2 separate regions of the Homo sapiens genome follow, and region 2 is linked to region 1. Evidence: chromatin loops called from intact Hi-C (ENCODE). Cell type or tissue: dorsolateral prefrontal cortex. All regions are shown on one strand. Each heading gives the region's core, and the rest is flanking DNA. Links, peaks and the distances in the headings are about the cores only.

What was found. Hi-C counts contacts between places; a loop is a spot of excess contacts. Peaks named below come from ENCODE experiments on the same cell type or tissue, not always from the same donor. Only the 100,000 strongest peaks of a DNase experiment are listed, where the experiment ranks them.
Region 2: a loop joins it to region 1, with 2.0 times the contacts of the local background. A loop is called at or near these places in 1 of 110 quality-filtered maps.

Annotation. Positions count from the first base shown.
Region 1 is chr20:11,986,890-12,002,081 of GRCh38, reverse strand. No RefSeq gene overlaps it. Among named protein-coding and RNA genes, the nearest start is that of BTBD3-AS1, 76 kb to the right of the region's middle. In dorsolateral prefrontal cortex, for the core only: no CTCF peak of the experiment used is centred there; a DNase peak (open chromatin) is centred at 5,711; H3K27ac peaks cover 6,669 bases.
Region 2 is chr20:12,236,897-12,252,088 of GRCh38, reverse strand. LOC107985406 (a long non-coding RNA gene) reads left to right here and starts at 4,647. Exons shown (of 3, transcript XR_007067530.1): 1 at 4,647-5,054; 2 at 5,725-5,933; 3 at 6,250-6,409. LOC124904869 (a long non-coding RNA gene) reads right to left here. Exons shown (of 2, transcript XR_007067529.1): 2 at 13,312-15,192. In dorsolateral prefrontal cortex, for the core only: no CTCF peak of the experiment used is centred there; no DNase peak of the experiment used is centred there.

The DNA of each region.
Region 1 (15,192 bases), core at 2,564-10,563:
TGAAAATTCTATCTGCTGTGCACCGCCCAAACTGTTCTGAGGAGGTAACTGCCTACCTCATGTGCAATTCACATGGGTCTCGTTTGTTTCAGAAGGGTTCAGAGCACTGAGGACACACAAGGGAGAGTGGGGAAAAATTAATTAATTTCTCTTAAAGTTGTATCTTCTTGGATGTTTGCACTCCTCCTGTCCTCTCTGTAGAAGTTATGATGCATATTTCATAAAACTATAAAAACTATCTTGGGTAGGGGTGAGGGTAAGTGTTGGGGAGGGAACTAGAAAAGTACAAACGCATGAAAAAAACACTCACCGCATTGACCTCAAAATGCCCAAATCTAAAGAGACTCCACAAAGACCTATGAAAACCGCAGCAGGCAATCTCTTTTGTTTTATGGAATGAAGGTTCAGGAGCAGTTGAGACACGAGGCATAATTGAGAGGCACCGAAATAAGGACAGCAGTGCCTCCATCCAAAAATAATCAAAGTTGTAACAACCCTGAGATGTCAGACGCTGGCTGCTTGCTTTAACAGGCATAGACATCAAGTCAAGGTAGAAAGCTTTGTAATATCCAGCTGCATCATTTACCTTTGACTGTAAGAGAAAGGCCATGAGGCTGCCCACTTATCTTGGGGGGTGCACCTGGATTCGATTTTGAAAGTCAAGAGCTCTCAAAAGAGGTTGTGAGAGAGAGGTCTGGGAGATGTTTGGTCAAGTTTGCTCAAAGTTAACAGTCAAAATGTTTTTCTTAGTCAATTTCTTTTTTTCAAATCCTCTTCCCGTGAAAAAATTCCTGTTTGACACTGCATCATGATAAATGACTATGTATTCCATTCACTCACTGATCTCTGGATTGGTTAAAGGCAGTAAGCATGACTTACTAACCTCTTTGTTCCTGGCATCTAGAATAGCACCTGGTACACAGGAGGGGTAAAATAACTGTTCTTGCTATGGTTCTGCTGGGTCCAGGTTGTATCCATATATTGTTATCTCTTAGAAATGCAACTGTGAGGGAAGCTGCTTCCATTTTACCCAACACCAAAGAAATGGAAGTGCATTATGTCAATAACATTCATGTTTTGAGTGCCAACCATTTTGCATGCTTCATCTCATCCAATTTTGCCAATTCTGTGAAGTAGGAGTGATTACTACCATGTTAGAGGTGTGGAAACTGAGGCTTGGAGGCATGATTTGCCCAGAATCATGCAGTTAGGAACTAGAAATCTAGGCTTTGTGGCAGAGCTCTTAGCTAACAGGCTCATACTATCTTTATTCTGCCACTCTCCTTTCCTGCCCCATAGGGGGTCTAAGGACCTGAGAAAAACAGCAGAAAAGCACTCAGGGATCTCCTTTGATACTCAACAGTTTTCATAACATACCCAGAATTATCAGTAACCTAAACCAACAGCATGGTACAAGTTGTCTACTCCCTATCCTGAACCAGTTCATGCCTCTAGCATCTCAGCCTTTATTCAGCCCACATTTATTGAGCACTTTCTCCAGACCAGACTTCATACCAGGTGCTTAAAAAAAAATCACTGCAACAGACACTTGATCTCACCTCTCAGGAGTCCCCAGTTGTTAGAGAAAAAACTCAAACAACTTTTAAGCACTGAGGAAAGTTTTTTTTAAGTGCAATAAAGTATAAGACAAAGGAGTCCATCTTTCAGAACTGAACTTCCTAAATAAAAACAGAAAATGTCATGCACTCAAACCTCTTTAGCTTTCTCAAAGCGGTAGTATTAATAGGAGAGCAAAGAGCTCTGGACGAGCCAGAAGTCATTCCTATTCCACCTGCATTCCCTACCAGCACACATGTGGTTCACTCAGACGGGCTCAAGCAGGCCAGGCGAAGCCCTCTTAAGAGGCAGAGATTTCTGTTCCTGGGCCAATTTAATTATTTAAATTTTTGCAAACATTTACTCACATTCGATGGCAGATCTGTCTGCTAAAATTAGACAGTCCTACAGTGGTCACAAATGACAGATTCCTACAATCTATGAATCTTCAAGGGTACTCCCCAATCCTGCTGTACATACAAAGGGGTTACAATTAGACCACTCATTGTAAAGGCCAATTATATGTCCTCAGTAAAAAGAGGGGGGCAGTGGTGATCTGGAGCCTGCTTATACCAGCTCCCAGGAGCCAGTCCTAAATTTTTCAGAATTCTGTGAGCCAGCTGTTAAACATGGCCATTATTAGAAATGGAATTATACAAACTTGAAGTAAAATAAATTATAACAAAAACAAAAGTAACAAATAATCACAAGTTATCATCTATTTTATGACATTTACTACTATTATACTCTTGAGGTTTTTTGCAGTTATTGTGCCTGCATGGTGAGAAAACTTCCCAGCTCTGTGTTCTAAGAAGTCAAGTTGTTAATTTGAAATCCATCACAGTGGGAGTATTTATATCATGATATTCAGCCAATCACAAGGCCTTTTCCACTCTTAGAGACATTTGTTAAACATTACCAGCACAGCACTAGATAAGAGGGTTTTCTATCAGATTGGTTCAAAAGTAATTGCGGTTTTTGCCATTACCTTTAATGGTAAAACTGCAATTACTTTTGCACCAACCTAATACCAGAAAATTGCAAGCAGCATAACTTTCACCACAGGTACAAAGCAAATATAGGCACAGACACAGCTGAAAAAAAAACAACCTGCAGGGAAGAAAGATGCAAACTAGTCAACTTGAGGGTGACAATTGTGTTAGAAGTATAGAATATGACTCAGGCAACCTTCTCATCCATGCCATCCAGACTGGCCTATAGTTGATTGGATCATTAAGGGTCGAGAAGGAAGAAATTTGTCAGAATATTCCCAGATTTCCAAAGACATCCAACCCAGAACACAATGACAGCATCTCCTCAGCACTTACCACCAGGAAAGAGGTCCAGATGATATGAAGACAGGAATAAACCAGATTGTCCATGAACCAGAAATAATCCAGACAGACTCAATGAGAGCAAAATCTCCATCACTGCAGGATGGCAGGATCACCCTGGGAACCGAGAAAGGTTAACCTGAGTGATAGGGCACATGAGATGAACTTGATTGTTTTAGGACTAAATGTTTTTATTCAATTGACAATTAGAGATCACTCAAGTTTTACATCTTTGAGGAAATAGTCTGTAGTACAGTATTGTCCAATAAATCTTTCTGCAGTGATGGAAACATCCTATCAATACGCACTGCCCAAAAGAACAGCCACTTCATCTAACTGTTGAGCACTTAAAATGTGATCAATGCAACTTAGGGACTAAATTATATGTTGTACTTAACTTTAATTACTATAAATTTAAATGTTCATGACCTCATATGGATAATGGCTATCATATTGGACAAAGCAGCTTTAGTGAATCTGAAGCTTGGAAGCATCATTCAATCAATCAGGGTGAATGTAAGTCATAAAGTTGGGGTAATAATAAGTAGGACAAAGGGTAGTTCCCTGATTGAGCTGGGTTTATTAAAGAAGTTCAGTTCTTTAGGCTACACATCTATAATTATAAATTCCTGAAGTGTCCACCGTGAATACTAAATTACCATTATATTTCTTAAAAAGCCAGTCCCATCTCTTAATGGTGCCACCTTAATCAGCATCCTGGAAGTGGTCAGCTGACCCCAATCAGCATCCCAGAAGTGGTCCCCCCTGAGAGAGGTCAGAAGGCACTTGGTGGGCTTGTCTCTTCTAGCTTTTGTCATCAGTTTCGTCAGCATTTGGATGTAGTAAAGTGCAATTCTTGGTCTATCCTGGTCAAGGCAGGTAGAAAAATCACATCCTCGCACTTGTCAAACCATAGGGTTTTCCAGGGGCTTTACTGAGCTACAGCCTCCATCTGATCCCTGCCATTTCACACCAACCGTGGAACTAGAATGTCACCTAATCCCCCTGGTTTTCACCCCTGTCTTCACATCTCTGCTGGGCCTGGAACTTCTAGTAGCTTCACCCTCAGCTTCTACAGGGCCCTCCATCAAATCAGACAGGCACAATACAACCTGGAGAACTGCAGCATCACGGCTCACTTACCAGACCCAAACTCCTTGGATTCTGGGCCCACCCAGCTTCCATTTTGTTATTCCCATTTCACAAGGTAAAATTGTACTTGGGCACAATTCTGGAAGAAGGAAAGAGGCAGAACCTAGAGGTGAAGGTGACCCTTCTTGGCCAGTGGTAGAACTGGCTCTAGTGTTTATCTTGTGGGGACCTCCATGCTAACTTCAAAAAGAACTCAGACAATCTTTGAGGCTAGTTGGAGTTTTATTTCTATCAAAGCATAACAACTGGGCTCCTGAAATAAAGAAGGCTGTATTTCTATCATTCCAGTTATTAGACAAGAGTTGGAAATTTTGATTGGCTTGGGGCTTTGTTTTTTTCTCTTTTTCTTTTTTTTTTTTTTTTTTTTTGAGCTGTTTTCTTTGTGTTCTTATTTATTTAGGTATAGATGGGTTTGTTAAGGTGTAAATTACATTCTATAAAATTCACCCTTTGCCATATGGTTCTATGAGTATTAACAAACACATATAATCTGGTAGCTACCACCCTAAACAATGTATAAAACAGTTCCAATCACAATAAAAATCCCTCATGTTCTTTGTAATCAATCCCTCCCCTACTCCCAAGCAACCACTGATCTGTTTTCTACTCCTGTAGTTCTTCCTTTTCCAGAATTTCATATAAATGGAATCATACAGTATTTAGCCTTTTTAGTCTGATCTCTTTCACTTAGAATAATGTATTTAAGAATGAAATATTCAACTTCCCTTTTCACTGTGTAGCTAACAATAACACGGCATCACAGCAAGAGCTGTAATGAGATGTGTCCAGGAAGAAATAGAGACACCCACCAACACTGGCAACAGGGCAGGGAAGTCTTCTCAGAGGAGGACATAATCTACTGAGGCCAAAAAGTAAGCCAAGCACCAAGTGCTAAGGAAAAAGACTTTCAGGTACTGAAAACTCATGCCCAAAGACAGGGAAGACATTAAAATAAACAAGCTTTCTACCTGGAAAGAGAAGCTACTTGACGGTAAAGAGTCCTATATTTTAGCCTAGGGTCCGAGGCAAATGTAAACCTGCAACTCTAAGACTCAAATACTTCTAACCAGCAAGGATTCCGACCTTATTGCCATACCCATCTCTTCATTTGTTTCAACAGTGATAAAAGGCAAAAGTCCTTCAAGCTGGAAATCCATCCATTGAACATACAGATTCTACAGCAAACCTCACCCATGAGATCAGGGACTGGAGCCAAGTTGTGAGTTCCTGCTCTAATTTCCCCTGACGCGTAAACAGGAGAACATTATTTATCATTTATTGGGAGTATATATCCATTAGCTTTCCCATGGGAATATTAACAGGATGAAACTGAAAAAATAAACTACAGAGTTTTCAGCCAAGTGTTTCTAGATTCATGGGCAGCAGATCAGCTCAGTGGGCAACCAATTGTTTTATCTTGGACAAGTCCCTTGACTTTTCTGGTCCTATGTTCTTTTCTGTTACAAACAAAAGAGAAAGAAAAAGAATAAAGTTGAATCAGGCCATTTCAGAAATTCCTTCTAGCGCTCTTGTTTTATGGTTTTATAAGTTGAGGTCAAGATGATTGCACTTAAGGAAACTTGCAGCACACTCTGAAACGGGGCTAGAATAAAGGCCCCATTCACAGTACCAGGGTTCAGTGAGTACAATGTGGCTTTTTGTTGGGGTGGTGGGTGGAGGGGTGGAGAGAGAATCTGGGAGGTCTGGCATTCACTCTCTCCACCACAGATCCTAAATGAGTCACTAAAATTATGGTAGCAATGGTGAATGTGAAAAGAAAAGAGGAAATAGAGCTCCCACCAATCCTAATAATGTTCTTGTACCTCTCCTGGGCCAGCAGAAACAGTTCTGGAGGCCACTGGGCCTGGCCAGACTCTTGTCTTTATTAAAAGGCAAATGCAGCCACATCTGTTCTCATAAGCTCAAATATCGTTCTAGTCTATTTACCCTGGGACTGTTGGAAAAGCTGTTATAAATCAGGCTGGAACCATGTGTCACAGGCTCCAGAGGGCACAGAACTATTTCCAAAGAGTAGATCACGCTCCAATTTTCCACTTTCCCCACTGCCCCGCTGCCTCTCCACCTCGTCTCTACTTTGTATTTGTCCTCTGTCCTACAGCTCTGCCATCATCACCAGGAGGATTTCCAGGAGCACCTCTCCTCTGGGGGGATGATACGACACTTTTTCCCAGCCCCTGTTTGCATGTAGTGATATTCTGACCCATCAGGGAAACCCAAGAAGGTTTGGGTTCTAGCATGAGCCACAGATTTCTGGCACGTAAGAACTAGAAAAGAAGGGAAGACCCCAGAAACACTAAGTTAACTGATATTCAAACCTTTTTTTAATTTTTAACTTTTAGAGACAAGGGCTCTTTATGTTTCCCAGGCTGGTCTCAAACTCCTGGGCTCAAGTAATTCTCCCACCTTAGCCTAATGAGGAGCTGGGACTACAGGTGAGAGCCACTGCAACCAGCTCAAACCTTTTCTTTTTTTTGGAACCAGGGCAAAGTCTCTCAAACATTGCATGGAAAACTAAAATGGAAAAGTGATAAAAGTTGCAGAAACAGGGCAGAGAGGTGAAGTGGAGGGGGAAGGGCAGAAATCTTAAGCTCAGTCCCTTATCCTTAACACATACATACTCACGCATGCACGTACATACATGCACACCGACACTGTTGAGGAAACAATAAAAAACAACAACGAAGTCTTCTTCCAACCCACAAATCATCTCCACAAAGCTAGTAAAGAAGCACTCTTATTGTTGGATAAGATTATATGTTCATTAGCTTTCTCATGGATTATTAACAGGATGAAATTGAGAAAATAATTTGCAGTTTTTAGCCAAGTGTTCCTAGATTCAGGGGCATCAGAAAAACCAGAATGTGCTGAGCATCACTGGCAACCTAGTAAGAGATTGCAAAGACAGGAAGAACTCACAGTCACCCTTCCACGCAGCCAAACATATTCAACCCACTACATACGTGTGCTGGAGATAAACAATAACTAGTGCTCAAGCAAGAGGATTGGACAGCACCATTTGCCACAAATAGCTGATCCTAACTTTACTTGGTAATTGGGGTGACAAGCTATGTTAGCTAATTGACTTTATCCAGAGGAAAAAAAATCATGCAAATACCTGTCTTTTCGAAAAGAGGTGGTTTTACAACTTGGTGTGAAATGCCCACTGAAGTTAACCTCTTACCCTTCCATAGAAATAAAATTTAAAAAAAAAATAAAATTAATAACTAAAAATAAACTGAAAAAGAGATAGGGTCCTATCTCCCTTGGTGTTAGCATTCCAAAGAGATGGCTCCCAGGACCTGGAGAAAGACATTCAAAAAGTGGCTCAGATCATTTCTAAAATATACTTTGTCAAGTAATAAATAATGTACTTACATTTACAAGTTTTCCAAGATAAGTATCCTGACAAAGAGAGAGAGAAAGGAAATCCCTTCCCTTATTTTCGGCAGGAGGAACTAAGCCTCTTATTTTTAATTTGTATTTGTCCTCACAACACATGTACGGGTGTCCACACTCTCACACACAACACTTACTTCAATTACCAATAATCCTGAACTAAACAGCTCACACCTGCTGTTCTGAAACCACCCTGTCTCATTCCTGCTGAGGACTTTATCAGCAGGGGTAACATCAGAGTCAGGGCCATATCACAAACCCAACATACTTTCTATCCCCTCAGCTCCAGCAGTTAGCGTCAGACCAGTGACGCCCGCCCTGGCTTCACATCAGAACAATGCAATGCTTGGGCCACCTGTGGTCAATTAAATCTGAATCTCAGGAAATGGGCCTGAACACTGGTATGGTTCAAAGAGGAAACAGGTGATTCTAATTTGCATCCAAGGTTGAGATCCACTTAGCTAAAGGCACCAAGAGGAAACTGACAGGCTTAGTAAGACAGTGGCCCTCAGCTCTGGCTCTGCACTGGAATGCTAGGGAAGCTTATAAAAACCACAAGCGTTGGCTGCATCCAGGCCTAATATACCAGGCTCTCTGCAGCTAGGATTCAAGTAATGATATTTCTTAATGCTCCCTGGGCAAGCTCAATATGCAACCGAGACCCAGAAGCATGGGTTAAGAGTTGGCTCCTTGGCCGGGTGCGGTGGCTTATGCCTGTAATCCCAGCACTTTGGGAGGCTGAGGCAGGTGGATCACGAGGTCAAGAGATCGAGACCATCCTGGCTAACACGTTGAAACCCCGTCTCTACTAAAAAATACAAAAAAAAAAAAAATTAGCCGGGCTTGGTGGCAGACACCTGTAGTCCCAGCTACTCGGGAAGCTGAAGCAGAATGGTGTGAACCCAGAGGTAGAGTTGCAGTGAGCCAAGATCATGCTACTGCACTCCAGCCTGTGCAACAGAGCAAGACCCCGCCTAAAAAAAAAAAAAAACAAGAGTTGGCTTCTTAAGAGCAGCAGCTGGTTCAGAGCCTGCTTCTGTGGCTATAAACTCTTAGGCAAGGGCCTTACCGCCTTCATACCCCTTCTACCCCCTACTGTAGGGGTAGATCCCTGGTACCTATTGAGTAGTGTGTCCATCAAATGACATAATTTTGAATCATGTTTAGTGCAGTGCATGTCAGACGTTAGTTCTCAATAAATTGTAGCCATTATTATTGTAGAAATGTGTAATAAATAAAAACAGAAAATTCTGTTTAAAGCCATTGTTGTCCTAGAGATAGACTAGTCCATTAAACTACCTAATGGTAACTTTTCCTTCTATATGACTCTGTTTACTTTGTGAAGCTGACAGAAAGAGTAAGGTTCATTTCTGTCTGTGCTATTCCTTCTGTCCTTACTATCCTGGTCCCCTTTTGTCATCAAACTAAAGAAAAATACTTCTAGGCAAAAAAACAAAACAAAACAAAACCCTTCTCCTACCTGGTGCTGACAGCCCAGTCCTGCACGTCTAGGTCCTCCATGTCCCGGGCAGAAGCGTTGGGCTCGGGCAGAGAAGATGAGGTTTTTTAAATTAAGATTAAAGAGGTAAAATGTCTGTACCTGTGGATCGCAGAGTTTAGCTGATATTGGAATCACCTGGCTGGCTTGTTAAACCACAAGCTGGACGGACCCTGGTCCTCAGAGTTGCTGATTTAGTAGGTCTGGGGTGGGACCTCAGATTCTACAGTCCTATTAAGTTCCCTAGTGTCGTGGATGAACCTGGTTCAGCTACCACACTTGGAGAACCACTGGTCTATCCCATTCCTCTCTTTTTCTTTCCTCTTTGTCATGCAAGCAATAAAAGAACATTCTGGTGCCTGTCCTTTGTTCTTTCTGCACTTCCATTACAACCCAACCTTGGCAATGGTTTGAGGCAATGCTTGAGAAATTCTTCACAAGGCTCCACTTCAGGCAATTTTCAAAGGAAATAATAGATACATAAACAGACTTGGCAGTTTTGAGAGAAGGCCCTGCCTATTCACCGTGCCATCTGATAAAGGCCCTTTGTCTCAGGCATAGGGAGAGACAGCATTGTTGATAGGAGCTGATTTCAGATGAAATTCTTGTTTTCATTTTGCTCTTGTTTTTCATCTCCACTCCCATGTTTTTCTCACCACATCCTGGGTTAACTCCATTTTGTGCCCCGGGAAATTGTCTATCACAAAATTCAGAAGGCTGAGAGCACTTTAGAAATGTAAATTTATGACCATATCTCTAATGCTGTGGTATACTAGAAAATGGTAAATAAATAAGAGCCTTTTCTGAAATACCAACGAATTTAAATTTAAGACTAAGAACTTTTCTTTTGCTAGGACTGGAACATGCTGAAAAACAGCAAACACAAGGTCAAGCAAAAGTTCACTTTAAAAAATCAAGGGAAGGCCAAGGCAAATGGGGGAGGGGAAAGTGGGAGACCCAAGAAAATTGAAAAATGGAGAATAATGAAAAAGCTGTTCCGATTCAAACCAAATGCAAACAAGATGCCTCAGCTCAATTGAAGTGGGATGTCTTTGCCAAGATTTCTACCAACTCAAAACTAACATTCTTATGATGGCCTGCAGCCCTCAGCTTCTGATTCTCATAAACCAGCTTAGGGTTTATCATAAGGTCACCACATTCAGCAGATCAAAATGCAAGGACATCTAGTTAAATTTAAATATCAGATATTTCAAATATTGTGTAACACATACTTAACACTAAAAGGGTGTTCACTGCTTATCTGAAATTCAAATTGAATAAGGTGTCCTATATTTTATCTGGCAACCTATATTACTATCCAACTCATTGTCCATTTTCTACATAAACTCAAGCAATGGTCTCCGCCCTTATCTCTTATTTCATAGGAAGCAAACCATCCACCTACAGTCTTTACTATAGTTCTGGCAAGACAGATGTTTTTATATTACAGAGCTACACGTAAATTAACATTCAATGTTGGGTCTAGCTTTTCCGTAAGTCACTCAGCCATTTCCACAATTGAGATTCCACTTGGCATAACTTTCTCTCTCTTCCATCATTCTTTTTACTTACTCCCCTCATACTCCAACTCATTTCAAATGTCAGTAGTAGTAAGACTCTTGTCATTTGACTCTTCCTGGCCCTTCTCCAGGTCTCACTTCACACCACCAAATAGTATATCAGAGTATCATTTAGGAGCCTTAAAAGTCTATAGATGCCTGAGGCAACTCCCAAAATTCTAATTTAATTGGTGGTGGGGAGAAACGGGGAGTTTGGTATTGATATTTTTAAAAGTCCCCAGGGTGATTCTAATGTGCAGCCAGGGTTGGGAAGCACTTCCTTAGGTCAAGGTTTCTCAAACATTCATTTGCACAGAAATCACTAGAGGATCATGTCAAAGGCAGGTTCTGGTTCAGCAGATAGAAGGTAGGTCTGCAGGTTTTGCATTTCCAGCCTGCCCCCAGGCTGACACTGCTCATCAGAGAACCACATTTTCAGCAACAAAGCCTTAGAGGAAATCAAGTGCAAGGTGTTAAGACCCTTCTTCGAAGTGATGGGTGAGTCATCACTGACAGAATGGAGCAGGTTGTAGGTTGTACGTTTTGCAATATAAGTGGATACTTGGTCAGTGCTACAGTATACTAAAACACCAATTATCCAGGGTTAATTGTTGGACATTCACAATAACATGAGAATAGAACAGCATTTCTTGAGTGCGTAGTTTCCTCAGTGTTTAGAACTTGTGCTAGCTGAGGCATTAAGATCTAAGCACTTCCCTAATAAAATAACAAGCCCTAATATTTACACCCCTCTTCATTTGTCTTAGAGCATTTTATGATAGCCATTCCTTGATCTCCTCCACTCCTTTGACAAATATGCATGAGAGTTATGAGTCCCCATTTGACAGATATAAACAGTGAGATCCAAAGATGGCTGTTGCTATAGCGATCTACAAATAGGAGTTTGGTAACATCAATGTTTCTATTATATTAAACCTAGATGTGGCCTCTAATTAATAACATAACCAATTATACATCAGTGCTTCTTAAATGCTAATGTACATACTCATCCCTGGGGATCTTGATAAAATGCAGACTCTGTTATCACAAGTCTGGCTAGAGCCAAGGTTGGCTCCCCAGTGATGATGCTGCTGCCCGTCCTGGGACTCCATTTGAGGCCTCAGTGAATTCAGCTTTTCTCAGCTCTGACATTTGGTGAATTCAGCTTTCTCAGCTGTGTCATTCTCCTCATTATTCTCTTGTGTTACTAAGCATTTACCAAATGCAGTGGCCAAAAAAATGGACTGAGGTTTCTATGCTTTGGTATTTCTTATCATTGTTAAAAGTTTGGAACCAATGCCTTGGAACAATGTGCTTTTTTCCCCCATTGTAGTTTAAGTTATCTTCTAGAAATAAAAATAAGTGATATGTAGCCTCACCATTTCAGCCTTTATTGCTTTATCTAAGATGCTTATGTATGGGACTGTAGTGGCAACACTTATATGCAAAAGAAAAGGTTTATAAATTAGTATCGGCTCATATTTTTTCCTATCTTCGCTTGAATATGGGTGTGTAAAAAAAACTCACAATTTTTACTTTGCAAAAATAACCAATCCATGTGTGGGTGGTTTTATTTTTTGTTTTTTGTTTTTGTTACTCATTCTTACCTTTAAAATAAATACCTTTTCTTGGCTTGTGTCAGAAAAAGTAGCCAACTTTTCAAAGATGAGTTCTAAGCTCAGAATGTGGGCAGCTCTTGATGTCAAAATCCAGATGTCAAAAATGAGAGCAGTGTTTGTTTGGAAAAAGATCTCCCAGTTGACAGTGTCCTTAAAATCATCCTCTTAGAGTTCCCAAGAGGACTGATAGAAGAGTTGTCAAAGGTCTTCAAAAGTCTCTTTGCTCTTGGTTTGAGGAGAAAAAAGAAAAGAATGAAAAGCATCACCTCCTCCAACACACACACACACACACACACACACACACCCCTATACTTACTATTGTCTGAGTGCATTCCCATTCTTTGTTTTTGAAAACCTATCACATTTTTCAGCAATGACAAGGAGAATAATAGTCCCTCCATTACCCTCAAATAAACCATCATTTATCAGTTCAATCTTTGTGATAGATTTATTGCATTCATATTCATAACCCAACTTTTTACTCCTCCCTATGGCTTTGGTAATTACCTCCCACACTGACATCTGCCATGTGATTTGTTTTGCTCAAGGCGAGAGTAGCACATTTGATGCTAGCAGAAGCTTGAAAGCCATGTGAGTTTTCTGCCTTCTCTCTTGCTTCTCTGATTACGTGCGTTGGTTATCCCATTAGAAGCTTATAAGAAACATGTGGCGGGGGACAGCAGAATTGTTCCAGCTGAGGCTGACCTAGATCAGACATTCCTTAGCAGAGCCATCAGCTGACAACAAACCCACCAGAGATCCCAGCAATATCAGCTGGACTCAGCCGACGTCAGCCGAACAGCCCTGTTCAACTCCTAGACTCATTAGAAGTATTAAATAGTTGTTTTTTTGAAGGTAGCTTCCTTCTTCTAATAGTAACCATAATATCTTCAGCATAGATAAGGTCTCCAGCTCATCCATTCATGGGATCTCTAGTTCAGGCTCACCACAACGCCAGGAACAAGACTGGCTCAACTGTCTCAAGGACCAACATGAGCAAAGTTAGAAAGAGAGAAGACAGTCAAAGAGCACTTTGAGCTAACACAATCTTAAAGTTCCATAATGTTGTTCACAGCATGAAGAAATCCATTCTCCAACAGTAAACAGCTGCTATAGATAGAATCCATGTAAACACACCTGCCTACTCCTTGGCACGTCAAGCCTTTTGTTTTGTATTTCATTCACATGGGAAGAAACCAGCAGCAAGACTCCTAAAAGTTACTGAGTCTTTTAATCAAACAAATGATAGGAGAAATCTGTCAGGCTTACCAAACAATGAAGCCTGCAGCCCCTACAGACATTTATTATTGGAAAAGAAAAGAAAATATTATGATTTGTGCTTATACTGTAGAGAGAAGGAGGAAACGGGCTTTTAAATAAAATGGGGAAATATGAAAGCCCTGTTCTACAACAAGACAAACAGCAAAGTCACATCTACTGCTAATCTCTGACAGAGGTATATTTGAGCCAATAGCTCAATGTTCATTATCATATTAGAGGAGGCAGAAGACTGCTTGCCAGTCCTGAAATTCATCTCCACCCAAACTGGGAAATTCCTGTGAAGGTACAGATTTCATTTATACATTTGATAGTATTTACCAACCAGAGTGGCAATGAATTTGCTCTAGAGGAAATAAGTAGTCTGAGTCCTGAGAGTAAATTTCCTATTTTCTCTTCCCATCTTCCCCAGTTCCCTCTCAGTCCTATTGCCCAAGGCTTTGTCAAACCCAGGTCCAGTATGTAGCTGCACTTAGGAATTACCTGGAGAGTAATTTAAAAATATGTTTCTCTGGGACCCACCTCACATTTGCTGAATCAGAACTTTCAAAGGATGAAACACAAGGGTCAATATTTTTCAGATGTTCTTCAGGTAATTCTAGCCAATAGCCTGGTTTGAGAATCTCTCCTCTAAAAATGATTCCGCCAAGATCATGAATTACTTTAATACAAACCTACTATTGCCTCCTTTAAATAAACACGGGGGTGCAATGAGAGGAAGGTTCTCCCTTGAATAAATAAGTAGAAAAGAGTTGAGGATCTTAATGCAAATACTCAATTGTCCTCATTTGTTACTTGTTAGATTACAGAAAATCATTCAATCTCTGGGCTTTATCCCTCAGCTGTTAATTGGCAAACTTAGATTAGATGACTTGAAAACTCTCTATGTATCTGTCATGCACCAGTCCCAGAATAAACTCTGAACTATTTATATCCGTATATCTCTCAATTCTTAGCCAAAGCCCTGCCACTTTTAAAATACCTTCCTTAAAGATGAATGAGCCATGTCTTCAACTCTCATCCCTGTGGCTCAACTGGTACCTTATACAGGCAGGAAAAAAAAAAAAAATCAAAGAGGAAAAGGAAAGGAGGGCAGGTCATGAGTAGAATTTTCACTTCAGGTTCAAATTACTTCTTGAAAATCCTCTATCCTCAGTAACTCAAAGTTATTATGTTTTACACTGCACAGGTGTGTGGCACTCAAAAGGTATTCAGAGAAGTCTTGTGTATAATATTTGTTTGACCAAAACTAGTAAACAACTACATTCAAATATGTCAAAGAATAACCAAAGCCCAAAAATGTTCTCTGTTGAGGCTGAATGCATATGTAAAGCAAGGAAAGCCATGCCTTTCTTTGGGGAGTTCAGTAGGCCTCTCCAGTGGGTGGTGTGAGGGCTGGACAGAAGGCAGGGAGGAAGTCCTTCCAAATAAGAGAGGATTTGACAGGCACTTTGTGACTAATTGTAGAAGATGGAAATTTCTCTCCTGAGATCCTTAGATGGGTCATTGTCACTGTATGATGTCATCTAGATGGGCATTAAACTGGACTATAATTCCCATCTGGGTCTGAGATGAGCAGTTAAAGGCTCAAGCAAGCTTTGGGTTATGCAGGAGTCAGGGCTTTCAGTGTATGTGCAAGGTCCAAGCAGAAATTTTCCTTAGCTACAAAACCAAACAAGATTGTACTGTATTTATGGCTTTATATCCTGCCTTCTGCACCTAACAATAGATGGTAAGCATTTTCCTCTACCAGAATACAATCATCTTCAACGTTATGT
Region 2 (15,192 bases), core at 2,773-10,772, 250 kb before region 1:
ATGCTATTCCCATTAAACTACCACTGACATTCTTCATAGGATTAGAAAAAAACTGTTTTAAAATTTATAGGGAACCAAATAGGAGCCCAAATAGCCAAGGCCATCCTAAACAAAAAGAATAAAGCTGGAGGCATCATGCTACCTGACTTCAATGTATACTACAGGGCTACTGTAACCAAAACATCGTGGTACTGTACAAGAAAGACACAAAGACCAAATGGAACAGAACAGAGAACCCAATAATAAGATTGCACACCTACAACTATCTGATATCCAACAAACCTGACAAAAACAAGCAACGAGGAAAGAATTTCCTATTCAATAAATGGTGCTAGGATAACTGGCTAGCCATATGCAGAAGACTGAATGAAACTGGACCTCTTCCTTACACCATATACAAAAAAATAACTCAAAATGGATTAAAGATTTAAGTGTAAAATCCAAAACTATAAAAACCCTGGATGACAGCCTAGGCAAAACCATTCAGGAAATAGGCACGGGCAAAGATTTCATGATGAAGATGCCAAAAGCAATTGCAACAAAAGCAAGAATTGACAAATGGGATCTAATCAAACTAAAGAGCTTCTGCACAGTGAAAACAACTATCAACAGAGTAAACTGACAACCTACAAAATGGGAGAAAATTTTTGTAATCTATGCATCTAACAAAGGTCTAATATCCAGCATGTATAAGGAACTTAAATTTACAAGAAAAAACCAAACAACTCCATAAAAAAGTAGGCAAAGGACATAAACAGACACTTTACAAAAGAGGACATACATGTGGCCAACAATTATATGGAAAAGAAAGCTCAGCATCACTAATCATTAGAGAAATGCAAATCAAAACCACAATGAGATACCATCTCACACCAGGCAGAATGGCTATTAATAAAAAGTCAAATAACAGATGCTGGCGAGGTTGTGAAGAAAAATGAACACTTATACACTGTTGGTGGGAGTGTAAATTAGTTCAACCATTGTGGAAGACAGTGTGGCAATTCCTGAAAGACCTGGAGGCAGAAATACCAGTCGATCCAGTAATCCCATTACTGAGTATATACCCAAAGGAATATAAATTGCTCTATTATAAAGACACATGCATGCAAATGTTCACTGAAGCACTATTCACAATAGCAAAGACATGGAGTCAACCTAAATGCCCACCAATGATAGTCTGGATAAAGAAAATGTGGTATATATACAATATGGAATACTATGCAGTCATGAAAAAGAATGAGCTCATGTCCTTTGCAGGGATATGGATGGAGCTGGAGGTCATTATCCTTAGCAAACTAACACAGGAACAGAAAACCAAACACCACATGTTCTCACTTGTAAGTGGGAGGTAAACAATGAGAACACATGGACACATAGAGGGGAACAACACACACTGGGGCCTTTTGGAGGATGGAAGGTGGGAGGAGGGAGAGTCCCAAGAAAACCAACTGATGGGTACTAAGCTTAATACCTGGGTGATGAAATATTCTACACAAAATCCCTCATGACACAAGTAAAAAACCTGCACCTGTACCCCTGAACTTAAAATAAAAGTTAGCAAAAGAAAATATTCCAGCACCATTTAAATGTTTTTTATTAGCATTAGTGCATATTACAGTAACTCTCTTTAAAGCGCTTAAACTCACCTCTCTTTACAGGGTGAGTTCTTGTAATATGCACTATATAACTGGGCTGCAGGAAAGTCTTTTGGGGCAGAATCACAAAATAAATGGGCATTATTAACACTTCCCTGATGATGCACTTTGCATTTCCTAAGACCATGAAAGAGAAAAAGAACCAGAGGCAAAAATGTGGTATTAGTAATAATGAATTGGAGAGCATGGAGGCAGGGGAAGATGGAAATATTCCGGGTTGGGAGAAGTTTCCTGAGAGGGTTTCAAGGAAGTGAGTTTTGGAGATCAACCTGTTGGTGACAGCAGGCCCAGAATTTGCTGATTATTGTCTTTGCACCAGTTTTTCTCAGATTGCCTACGCATTAGACTCACTTGGGGAGTTTTTGAAAATCCCATTGCCCAAAACATACTGCAGACCAATTAAATCACAATTTGGGGAAATAGAACCAAAATGTCAATATTTTTTAAACATCACTATATGTTTAACATTGCTGTTTTTTTAAATCTTCCCAGGTCATTTTATTGTACAGCCAAGTTTTAGAACCACTGCTTTACACTTTCGTCCTCTGTTCAAAACAGCGACTTTCACGAATTGGCACTTAAGTTTCACTTGGAAAGGCTGACAACACCCAGATTCCTGGGCCTCATCCCCTACAGTTTCTGATTCCATAGAATGAGAGGGAACCCAGGAAAGAGCATTGCTAACAAGCTCCCAGGTGATACTGATTGGAGGAGCATTCTGGAACAGCAAAGGCTACATTTTTTACCTTAATGAAATTACAGGCATATATTTTAATAAGTAGTTAAACTATTAATGATTCATAACTGTATGTGACCTGTTTTGCATGTATGGGCTCCTTAGAATTAAAAATTGCAGATTCTACACTAATTTTTAAATTCTCTTGTTCCCTAAACAGCATGCTACTGAGACCAACTGCCTCCAAGGGAAAGACCTTTGCACAAAGACAACCAGGAGAGATTCAACTCTTCTGTACACTTACCCCAGTGCAACTGAACTCTCCCTGCACATTAGGGTTTCCCAGGGATCATGCAAAAGATACTAATGTTTGGTTTTCACCCCTGGAAATTTTAATTTATGGAGTATGTTCTATATAAAATTAGACTTTATCTCTTAGGGCAGTTTTAGATTTCCAGAAAAATTAAACAGAAAGCACAGACTTTTCATATACTCTCTCCCCGCCTTCACACAGTTGCCCCTATTATTTTCATTTTGCTTTGGCATGGTACATTTGTTACAAGTGAGCCAAAACTGATACATCATTGTTAGCTAAAGTGCATAGTTTACAATAAGATTTACTGTTTGTGTTATACTGTTCTATGGGTTTAGCCAAATCCATAATGTCATACATCCACCATTTCATTGCCCTAATAATCCCCATGTGTTCCACCTGTTCATCTCTCCACTCTTTCCTCCAAATTCCTAGAAATCCCTGATCTTTTTGGTGCCTGTAGCTTTTTACCCTTTAGAGAACGTCATATAGTAGGCTTTTCTGAGTTTTTCTTTTCCACTTAGCAGTATGCACTTACATTTCTTCCATACGTTTCTATGGCTTGATAGCTCATTCCTTTTATTGCTGAATAGTTCATTGTATATATGCATATAGATGCACATTTGTATGTTTGTTCATCTATTCAACTATGGAAGGACGTTTTCCATTGAAGCCTCCACATTTGGCAATTATGGATAAAGCTGCTATAAACATTTCTGTGGAGGGGTTTTTGTGTGGACATATGTTTTTAAATCATTCGGGTAAATACCAAGAAGCACTATTGCTGGATCATATGGTGAGACTATGTTTAGTTTGTAAGAAACTGCCAGGCTCTCTTCCAAGGTGGCTGTACCATTTTGCTTTCCCACCAGCAATGAATGAGGGTTCCTGTTATTCCACATCTTCACCAGCATTTGTTATGGTCAGTGTTTTGAACTTCAGCCATTCTAATAGGAATGTAGTGATAGTCTATTGTTTTAATTTGCAATTCCTTGATAGCATATGATGTTGAGTACTCTTTTATACGCTTATTTTTCACTTGTATTAGTTTTCTGGTGAGGTGTCTGGGTGATAGCATTTTTTAAAAGTTTCCTAGGTGGTTTTATTCTGAAGCCAGAACTGATGATTACTGAAAGCTGGAACTCCCAGAGACCACTAGACATAGAGCTCCTCTTTGCTCTCTTGACTTAAGGGAGGTAAACTTGATAGCATTCTTGTATCCCACCAATATCCTATCAGCTTTACTGTCATAGAGAACAATGGCTTGATTTCCAGATGCCCTAGGACTCTTTCTGGCTTCCCAAACCTCTCTGCCTACATACAGGGCAGGCTGGAGGTGACAGAGAATTAATCCCATCTGTCCCGAGGAGCAGCCCTCAACCAATACAACTGATAGGAGTTGGTGTGTAAATACTCCAGCTCCCTTGCCCTTCTAGTGGGATAATTCCAAATTGTGTTCTACATTGTCTCCTGAAGTTTCCCCAGCAGGATTGGGTTCCACATTGACATATATTTTATTCCCTGCTTTTCTCTCCCCCTCACCTCCCCACTCCTCTAACTTGGATCACTGAATCCAAGCATCTCCTTGGATCACTTCCAGAATAAACTACTTGCACATACATCCTTATCTCAGGATCTGTTTCTGAGGGATCCAAACCAAAACAAGCTCTGTATAGAGAGTAAGTGATGGAGGAAATTGCTCCAGGATATAAAAAAGGAAGTTGAATGGAACTAGGAAGGCATATAACAGATACGTGACTGGACATGGATATTCAAACAACACAAAATTCGGAGCCATAGAGTAGTTTTCCTTCTATTACTTTAGAGTCCTGTGTCAGGAACTGGTCACTAGATCTCTTCAACTATTTGCTAATATTCAAAAATATGCAAATAAGTCAAAACCTGTTCTCGTTTTACCATTTTCACAAGTTTAATTGGTCTTCCCTGGGTTCATTACAAAGCTGAGGGTGAAATTGAGGGCTTACCTTATTTTATTTTATTAGGGTATAGATTTCCAGGGAGGAAGAATGAAAAACAGGAAGAGTCAAGAAAGGAAGTTGAAAAGAGCCTGCGTTATAGAGACGGCTGCTGCTGGGGAGACCGATTACTTAATCATGGACTGAAGCCTTTGGAAGCCATATAAGCTACAACCCAGGACTGATGAGGCTGGGTGTAGCAAGAAAGAGGAAATCATGCAACTACTGGCTCCCATCACCAATGGCCCAAAGGCCAGATTCCAGAGGACGGTTACTGGGAAAAGTGGACAGAGTTGATCTTCTCATGGTTGTCTGATCTCTCACGCCCAATAATGAAGAAAATGGAGGGAAATGGATGGTGACCTCAGACTCAATCTTTCCTTCTCACTTCTTCAATAGGTGGAGTGTCCTGACTTTCCAGAGGCCCATGTAAGGTATTTTATATACTTTGTAAGAATTTAGCAGCTTTCTTAAGAAAGGAAAAAAAACTGGGGGGTGGAGGGCAGAAATGAGAAAGTCAGGGCTTCCTTGAGCTGAGCTTCTCTGGCCCTGATATCACAAGGCATGCTAGCTCCACGAAACTCTATTCTAGAATTGATTAGGTCAGAACCATTGCCTGTGAACTCATGCAGCTACTCCATCATAGTGTGAAGAAAGGCACAATCTTCCTTCCAGAAAGAAGTTCTATACCGACAAGGAATACAAGGCAGTTCAATTATGTCATAATTGATTCTAATTGGTCCTCCCATGGGCTGTTAAATTCTTCATTTGCAGCCTAGTAGCACATTAGGGAACTTAACACCTCTAACTTGCCCTGGAAAACGAGAGAAGTTGTTTAAAAAGACAAAAAAAAACAACAATGGCAACAAAAAAAACCCCACCAGGTAGTTGAGCCTGGAAAAAGAGAACCCCAGTGAATAAGTAGAATGACAGCCATTTCAGGAGCAGTGTGGAGGAGCTCTCAGGGGGAAAATGCAAAATTTCAGGCTGCCTTCTAACTGCAGAGAAGAAAAAAGTTATTGAGGGATTATTGTTGATAATCATGGAGCGTTTCTTAAATTGACAAAACTTCCAAGAACTTTTTACTTTCCTTCATTTCCCCAGTATTTATGGACTCCATCTAGTTGTCAGGTGCTGGGTCAGAGCTGAAGATGCAGAGTGAAGGTGACATACATAGAGTCTGGCATGGGAGAGCAGACTCTAAATGACACCAGGACCTGAACTGTCTGGAAGAGCATGTAATGAAGAGGAGAAGTGGAGAACTGGGCAGGAGTGCTTCAGGCAGAGGGGAGAGCAAGTGTAAAGGGCCACAGGTGAGAGGGGACACAGCAGGTGCAAGTGACCGACACTGCTACATTTTACCTGAATCCTCTGCTCCTGGGCAACAGCGAAGGTTCAGTAATCCCTTAGTCTTTTGTGTTCAGAACAGTCTGCTACAAGGAACTTCCCTTCTCCATAGGACATAGAGAAGACTCAAGGATGACCCGTGACAAAGCTAGGCATAGACACAGGCCCTCCAAATTCTTATGCTTTGCCTTATAAATGATTAGCTGAACTGTTTGTCCTCACCCACCAGTTGTAACAAAATGTCTGTTAATCAAACCTGAAGATTTTCTCTCCTTTCCCCAGGTCCCTGTACTTTGGTCCTTCTTCAGCCCAAGCCAGCATGCAGACCTTCTTCAACAGCAGCTCCTGAGAAGAGGCCACTTCTGAAACCACTGTCACATCATCCCACACTCTTCCATCCTACTTCTGAGTCACACTAGGCTCTTTCTAACCTTGCTCACCCTCCATAAAAGAAAAATGATTTTTGCCTAACTCTTGAGAAGCTTGCAGATCTTGCGGTCAGAGCATTCCTCTTATTCTAATAGTCTTTCCCTGTACCCTTATAATGCTCCTTTCCAGTGAAGTCCCTCCCTTCCTGAGTCCTGATGTGTTTTTTACTTGACATGGCTGAGCATGGGCACTGGTAGTTTTTTTTGTTTGTTGTTTTTTTGTTTGTTTGTTTGTTTGTTTGAGACTGAGTTTCACTCTTGTTGCCTGGGCTGGAGTGCAATGGCGCAATCTCAGCTCGCCACAACCTCCGCCTCCTGGGTTCAAGTGATTTTCCAGGCTCAGCCTCCTGAGTAGCTGGGATTACAGGCACCCGCCGTCATGCCAGGCTAATTTTTGTTTGTTTGTGTGTTTTGTTTTGTTTTGTATTTTTGTAGAAATGGGGTTTCACCATGTTGGCCAGAGTTCTTAAACTTGACCATGTACCAGAATCCCCTGGAGGCCTTGTTAAAAAACACAGATGTTGACCACTGCCCCAAAGGTTCAGATTAACTAAGTCATGGAGGACCCTGGCATTTGCCTTTCTAACAACTTCCCAGGAGAGTCAGGCTGCTCAATTGGCACCTCACCTTCAGATTCACTGTAGAACCCAACAGAGAGAGGAAAGTGATGGGGCAGCTGCTGGAACATGCAGGAACATGGAGACTTTAATCTCAGGGAAATGAGGAACCACAGAAGCATGAAAACCAGCAAGCACTTAATCACATCTGCCTGTTTTGGAAATCCCTCCATCTAAAGCTTGGAGGACAAACTGGAAGGAACAGAATCATGGAAAGTAGCTTCCCATGAGGAAGCTGCCTCATGGTCCAGGTGGGAAATGACAGTGGCTTGGCCTGAGGTGGGCAGTGCAGTGCCAGTGATCGAAGAGAAGCAGAGATTCAAGTGGTTTTTAAGCAGCAACAGGCATGAGGCTCAGGGGCTGACTGGAGGTGGAGAATGAGGAGGAGAAAGGAGTCACGTGTGATCCTTAGCGTTCAGGTGATAAATGGTGTGCATTATGCCAGGAGGAAAGCCAAGAAGAGGAGAAGCTCAGGAGGAAAAGCTGAGGCTGTTGCTACCTGGAGTTTGGTCTGCTGGAGAAACCGGGAATGAGGATGGACAGTAGGCAAAAAGAAGGTTCTGGAGGGTCAGAGTTTGGTCCGGGCCGGTGAGTGGCTTAGAGACCATCAGTGAAATACATATGGCAAGTGAAGCCGTGGTAATGGGTGATGTCACACCAAAGAGAGGACAGAGTCATAAGGAAAAAGATGAAAAGCAGACAAATAGAGGAGGGCCCTCCCGGGCCCAGACTAATGCCAGCCTCAGTGCCTTTCTCAACACAGTCTCATACTTTTCATGCTCCCATTTTCCTCATAATTTTACAGGACTCCGTTTTCTCTCCCCTACTAGAATCTACCTGGATAACTCTCCCATTTATTAGTAGTTTGTGCCAGCTTTTCCAGGCAGTGCTTATTTTTCTTGGAAAAGGTATTTGGCAAGATAAACCATATTTATTTGTGAATGTTTATTTTTTAAGCTATAAAAAGAAAGTTGACCAATATGAGAAATGTCTTCTCCCTCTGCTCTTTTCTTCTGGTGCCATGCAACAGATAGAAGAGTCAGAGTTGAAGGGCCAACCCAAGGATGAAGGCACTGCCCGCCCGCCTGTGGTGGGCATGTGGATGAGGAATCCGTGCCTGCACATAGCACTCAAGATCCACCACACTGACTTCTTTAAGGGAAATAAAATGGAGCTCTCTGCCCCAGAAATTGTTCATCATATGGTTGTGCATATTTATATAGAGACTGTTATATTTTTAGTTGGAAGAAGGTGGGTTTTTTTCTCAGTTTCTATGGTAAATTGCTTGTAAAGTTTGCATTTGTATAATGAAAGTAATAACACTGAATCGGTCCATTTGCCCAAGCAGGAAATGCACCCTATTGTCAGGTTTCGAAATACATGAACCTTTAAAAACAGAAGCCATATGAATGGAAAAACATGGAATGCTTTTTTAAAAAATGTAGTATCCTCTGACATGAAGTTAAAGTCCCCAGATGCTCCCAACTGTACAGTTCCCTGGGGCAGTGGATGTGCACTTATTCTTCTTGGGGAAGTGGGGAGCAGGGCCCTTCCCGCATGACTCAGCTCATCTTAGACTTGTGCTGTCCGATGGGGAACAAGCCGCACATGGTTACTGAGCACTTGAGATGCGGTGAGTCCACATTGAGATGTGCTGTAAAAGTCAAACCCACACTGGATTTGGAAGAATGTAAACTATTTTTATGTTGATTTCATGTGGAATAATAATAATTTTGATATATTAAATATTATCAAATAGGTTAAATAAAACATATTATTACAATATCTTTTCACTGTGTTAGGTTTTGTGCTGTGAGTTTGTTAGAGTTACCATTAACCAAGTACCAGAAACTAGACGGCTTAAACAACTGATTATTTATTGTCTGACTATTCTGGAGGCTAGAAGTCTAAAATCGAGGTGTCAACAGGGTGGGTTCCTTTGGAGGGCTGTGAGGGAAACATCTGTCCAGGCTTCTCTCCTTGGCTTGCAGAAGGCTGTCTTCTCTCTGTGTCTATTCCCCTTACCTGCCCTCTATGCATTTTGGTTTCTGTGTCCAAATTTTCCCTTTTTATAAGAACATCAGTCATATTGGATTAAGGCCCACACTAATGTCCTCAGTTTAATTTCCTAACTTCTGTAAAGACCCCATTTCCAAATAAGATCACGTTCTGAGGTATCAGGGATTGGAACTCCAACATAACTTTTTGCTGGGACTCAACACATAAAACACTGTCTACTTTTCTTTAAAAATGACTACCAGAAGATGTAAAATTATATGTGTAGCTCACAGTAATTTTCTATTGGATAGCATTGCTCTGGAATGACTTCTCTCCCCACAGTCTGGCAGTATAAGTGGTGGGGGCAGAGGAACTATGGAGAAAAGGGAGTTCTGAGCTTTCCTGAGATGCCAATAATCTGAAAATGCACCTATTTAATGACATGATTGTGGTTCCCATAATTCTGGGAGAAGTCTCAACCTTAATTGACCTGGGAACTCCGTCGTACTGAAGGTGAATGAAAGTTTATTGTATTATTTCTGTTTTGTTGGGATTGGCTGAAGAGAGAGTGGAACATATTTTATTTATTCATTTATTCATCCATTTATTGATTCACCCATGCATCCACTCATTCACTTATTTAGATTATTTTGCTCTTTTGGAGGCCTAAGGTTTGCACCTCCAGAATATCCTAAAAATCTTCTTGACTTAAGTATAGAGTTGGAAGATAAGAGGTGAGCAAGATAGGTTTTAAATAGGAAGGTAGATGGTATTCTGAGCTACTGAGAGAAAATAGAAAAGAGGTCCATGAAAGGAGAGAGAAGAGTTATGAAAGCAGGAGACAGGGACCAATATTCAGGTTGTATCTAAGAGTTTCCTCCTCCTCTTTTCTCATGCATATGGAAGAGTGTGGCTTTTTTAGGAAAGTTTGCCCAGAAGTTAGGTATGAACTCCTCTCACTATACATGGTTCCTGTCAGCAGTATGGCACCTTATTAGTATTCAAGGCCTTGAAAATTTCTCCTTTGCCATAAAAAAAATGATATAATGATTAGAAGGAAGTTATTACCAATTCCTGCTCTTTTTTTCCTGAGCCATAGAGCAAAATTATTCTATTTAGCAAAGGCATGGAAGATGAGCATAACAGATTCTTGAAAAGTATAGAAATCTTATTTTTGTCTTTGTTGAATTAGGTCTGAGTTGACTCCTGTGTAAAAATCAAATGTGGGCCCTCGCCCTGGGTGCATAGAATGTGGCCTTTTTGTCAAGGTTCTGTTGAGTTATTTGTATTTCTCAAAGAAAGCCCTTAGAGACTGAATTACTCAGAACTAAAATTAACTGTAGCCTCTCACTTCCTAGATTCATAATAATCCCGGGTAGAACAGGGAGCATTGGTAGGCATCCTCATCTCCCTGGATTGACCTCTTTACTATCCTCCTTATCACTATGGCAAAGCACATTTCCTTTTCAGAGAAGAGACACAAAACTATTCCAAGTTGGCAGAATTGCCCAAAGGCGATAAGGCTGCACTACATTAACCTTCCCACCCCACATGCTCCTGTCCCCAGTAGGAGGGAAAACAAGACTCAAATTAGTCTGGGTTATTCCTGATATACTTAGGATAGTTCACAGATTTCAGTCTGAGTTTTCCTCCCAGGTTTGGACATCTCCAGCAAAGCTTGTTCTGAGATAAAGGAGTATGTCAGTCACATAGCTTATTTCTGACTATCTAAGATTCAGGAGATAAACATTTCTTGCAGTAATTGCCAGCCACATGGCTTTATTAAATGCTTACATAAAAGCACTTTAAAGGCAGTGCCTGACAGGAGGGCCTAAGTCGACCATGGAAGAAGTACTTGGCAGAGATGATTGGTCACATGTAAATATCACATTAGTACCGTGTAAAGTTGAATTAGTCATAAATCAATTGGGCAGCAGTACACCATGCCTTTGTTTAGAGAGTTAATACGCAAGACAGGGCATGGTATCTCCCAAACCAGAAACAGGAAAAAATAGAATACTTGCCATAGGCCTTTCCTCATGTTATTTTAATCTAACTGGCTGATTGAAAAGTCGTCAATCTCTTCACTTTGTACCTGTGCCTATTTCTTATTGTAATGCAACAAACCCCATCTGTCTGAGGTAGCCATGTTCTGAGAATTTATTTATTTATGATCATACTTTAAGTTCTGGGATACATGTGCAGAATGTGCAGGTTTGTTACATAGGTATACAACTGCCATGGTGATTTGCTGCACCCATCAACCCATCATCTACATTAGATATTTCTCCTCATGCTATCTCTCCCCTTACCCCCCACCCCCGATAGGCCCTGGTGTGTGATGTTCCCGTCCCTGTGTCCATGTGGTCTCATTGTTCAACTCTCACTTATGACTGAGAACACATGGCGTTTGGTTTTCTGTTCCTGTGTTAGTTTGCTGAGAATGATGGTTTCCAGCTTCATCCATGTCCCTGCAAAGGGCATGAACTTAGACTTTATTCCTAAGTCACTCAACTTTTTAGCATTTCTTAAGCTGGTTTCCTGCCAATTCCTGTTTTAAGATCATATGTGTCAGCTTGATATTCAATTTAATTGATTTAAATCCAATCAAGTTTGTTTAATGAATGCCCTCCATGTATTCACACCCTTTACCCTGAGGCTTTCTACCCTGGAGGTGCCCATGGGACTTCTTCAAGTCAATGGGAAGTTAGCAAATGGGAGGAAAGTAAAGGCTTAAAAAGCATCTTTGCATCTTTGCATTTCTGCTTTCTCTCTTGCTTTTCTGCAATTTCTTGTGATAACAGCTACAGGTTAGCATAGTAGAGAGATGTGGATGATTCGGGGAGGAGACCTGAGTTATCTCAGTGGAGCCTATGGCAAACCAGCCAGCTCCAGTCATTCTGCCAGCACATTTCAGACTCAGATGCAAGCCCAGCCCTGATCAGCCAAGCCTGGCCCAGGCCAGCCAGTCTCTCAGTCAACCTGCAGATTTGCGAGAAAAACAGAACAAAACAAAATACTTCATGCTTTAAGACATTATGTTGGAGGTAATTGTGCAGAATTATTGTGGTGATAGCTGGGAGAAAGGGAAGATTATAGAAGGTGGACATATGAACATTTTTTGGCCAAACAGAAATTAATAATGCATCTTGTCAAATGAATATAAATAAATCTTGCCATTGCAGAAATAATATGCCATTTGACCATTCTATGCTTTATGCCAAAAATCTGACATTCCTTAAAATTTGCTCGGAGGCTAGAAATATTGGGAGAGCTGTCTTGCCCCTACTCTGAGCTCTGTGAGCATCCAGGTATGGGGTTTCTCCTGGGCCTTGGTGGTAGTATAGGACCAGTTTCTTCCCTCCTGCAGAAATCAAGGTAACCTTTCCTGAATTTCCAACAGCCCTGCAACAGTCTAATCCCACACGAGCTCCAAGAAAACAAGTCTGTATGCTTAGTATTGTATTAATTATTTTCCTCTGAAGCTATAATCAATTTGCCTTCCTTCCTCTTGCCTTTGAAAGTGTATTTGTGAAGCTTTTGGGCTGAAATAATGTTGATGATACCCTAGCCAAAGAATTTTCTTATTTGCAGAAGGACCTGTCTTTCCCGAAAGGAAATATATGAGCACTGCTAATCTATTAAAAAGAAAAGAAAGGCAAAAAAGAGGTTTCCCTGTTTGAAGCAGTTTGGAGAGAGTACAGTGAAGAAAGATCCTCTTCCAACACCCTGCTTTTTCCCTCTGCCACATCCCCTGGCTTTCCCATGAGGGGCCCTCTAGCATCATAGACTCATGCAGAATCAGCGCTCCTCAAACCTTAACAAGTATAGGAATCACTGAGTCTTGTTAAAAACTCGGGTTCAGATTCAATAGCTCTAAAGTGGGGCCTGAAATCTGGATTTCTCACTAGCTCTCAAGTGATATGATGCCGCTGGTGCAGGAGTACACTTGGAGTGGCAAGGACTTAGGATATTACAGAACAACTTGAAAAAGATGGACTTGTCTGAGTTCTTCCATTGGCAAAGAGGGAACGTGACTCCAGGGAGGTCACATTTAATGTCAGAGCTGGGAATCCTCATACACAGATCAATGCTCTCTCTTCGCCATCTTTCTACATTACCCAAATCCCCGCAAGTTCATACTAGACAATAAAAGAACTGGTTAATAAAGAATACTGACCTGACCTTCATGCATGCTTTTCCTTTCTGCTGTTAAAAGAAATTTTCACTTGCCAAAAGACTGGTTTTAAAATCAACTAGTTCCAGGAACTTTCACAGAGCAAAAACACATAAAAGACTTCTATTTTACTTGTTTAACTTTTATTTTAAGTTCATGGGTACATGTGCAGGTTTGTTACATAGGTAAATGTGTGTCATGGGGGTTTGTTGTACAGATTATTTCATCACACAGGTATTAAACCTAGTACCCAATAGTCATTTTTTCTGATCTTCTCTCTCCTCCCACCTTCCGCCCTCTGATAGGTTCCAGTTTGTGTTGTTCCCCTCTATGTGTCCATGTGGTCTTATCATTTAGCTGACCAGCAATCCCATTACTTTGGTTGTATACCCAAAGGGGTACGAATTGTTCTATTATAAAGACACGTGCATGTCTATGTTCATTGCAGCACTGTTCACAAGAGCAAAGACATGGAGTCAACCTAAATGTCCATCAGTGATAGACTGGATAAAGAAAATGTGGTACATATACAACATACTTTGCAGCCATAAAAAAAGAATGATATCATGTACTTTGCAGGGACATGAGTGGAGCTGGAGGCGATTAGTCTTAGCAAACTAATGTAGGAACAGAAAGCCAAATACCACATGTTCTCAGTTATAAGACTTCTAGTTTAAAATAGCATCTTGTTACAACTTCTTACATACCACTAAAACATATGTAAATGAACAGACGATAAAACAACTAAAATAAAACAAGCTGATCACATCACCCAAAAACAAGGAGTGCTGAGTAATCTAGTTTCAGAATTTGGAAGGAATGTCCTCTCTCTATGAAGTCCTTGTTCATGAGACAAAGCAGCTCTATTGGCTGGGAAACATGAAGACAAAAATGCCTTCCACCAATTTGACACTGACTCAGAATTTGGTATCTAAACTTCCCCTCCCTACGAGGAAAGCTGGCAGCCCTTCCGTGCCTGGGTGTTCTTTAGTAAGAGAGGCACATCAGGCAATTTGCATAGCAGAAGACATCGCCTAGTCCAGCAATGTCATACTAGATGAACACGCTTCGATAGCATGATGCACTGGAAACTACACACATTGGCACTAACTCAGTTCAGCTTTGACATGAGAGAGGATTTCCACTGTCACCAAAGTTGGCAGATGAGCTCTGGCTTATCCACAGGGCCTGTGCCCTGATTAGGGTCCAGAGAAAAACTCCTCTCAACCTAAGAAGAAAACAGCAATACAGGATCCCCTTAAAAAACAAAAAATAATAATAAAATTTAAAAAACTGTACAGATTAAGGGAAAGATGATTTCATGAAATCTTGGCAATGAGTACATGGAAGGAGGCAGCATTTTTGGCTTCCTGGGCCATGCTGCATGCTTTGCTGAGCATCCAGCCTCTCCCCCACCTCTCCGTAACTGGCTCCCTCTGCTCTTTATTCAGGTTTTAGTTCAAATGGTAGCTGCTCAAGGAGTCCCTTCCTCACCCCCCAGATTAAAGTGGGCCTCCTGTTACATCCTCTCAGGGCACCCTATGATTTTTTCAGTATACAATTGTTTGGGTGATTATTTTGTATAATGTCTGTGCCTAATAAAGGTGTCCCTGAGCACAAAATAGATGTTCAGCAAACACCGTTGATTGAAAGTCTGAGTCCTATTAATACAGAAGACACGTCTTCATCTATATAAAATAGAAACAGAAAGGTATAAGAAAAAATAACGAAGATGATTATATAACCTCAGGGTAAGGTACAAAACAGTGAGCTGAGATGAAGGTGACTGAGGAGATAGGGAAGGGTTTTAAGGACACTGACGTTGTAAAATCCAATTAAAGTCCTCACTAGAGCTAAGATAAAACAGATGCAGCATTGCTGAAAATCTAGTTCATGATGGGGCAGAGACTGTGAAGGTCAGAATTGAGATATTTTTCTCAGAACTGAAAGGAAAAAGATAAAGAGACAAAAACAATATGGTATAAAATTAAATACAAAGAGTTAG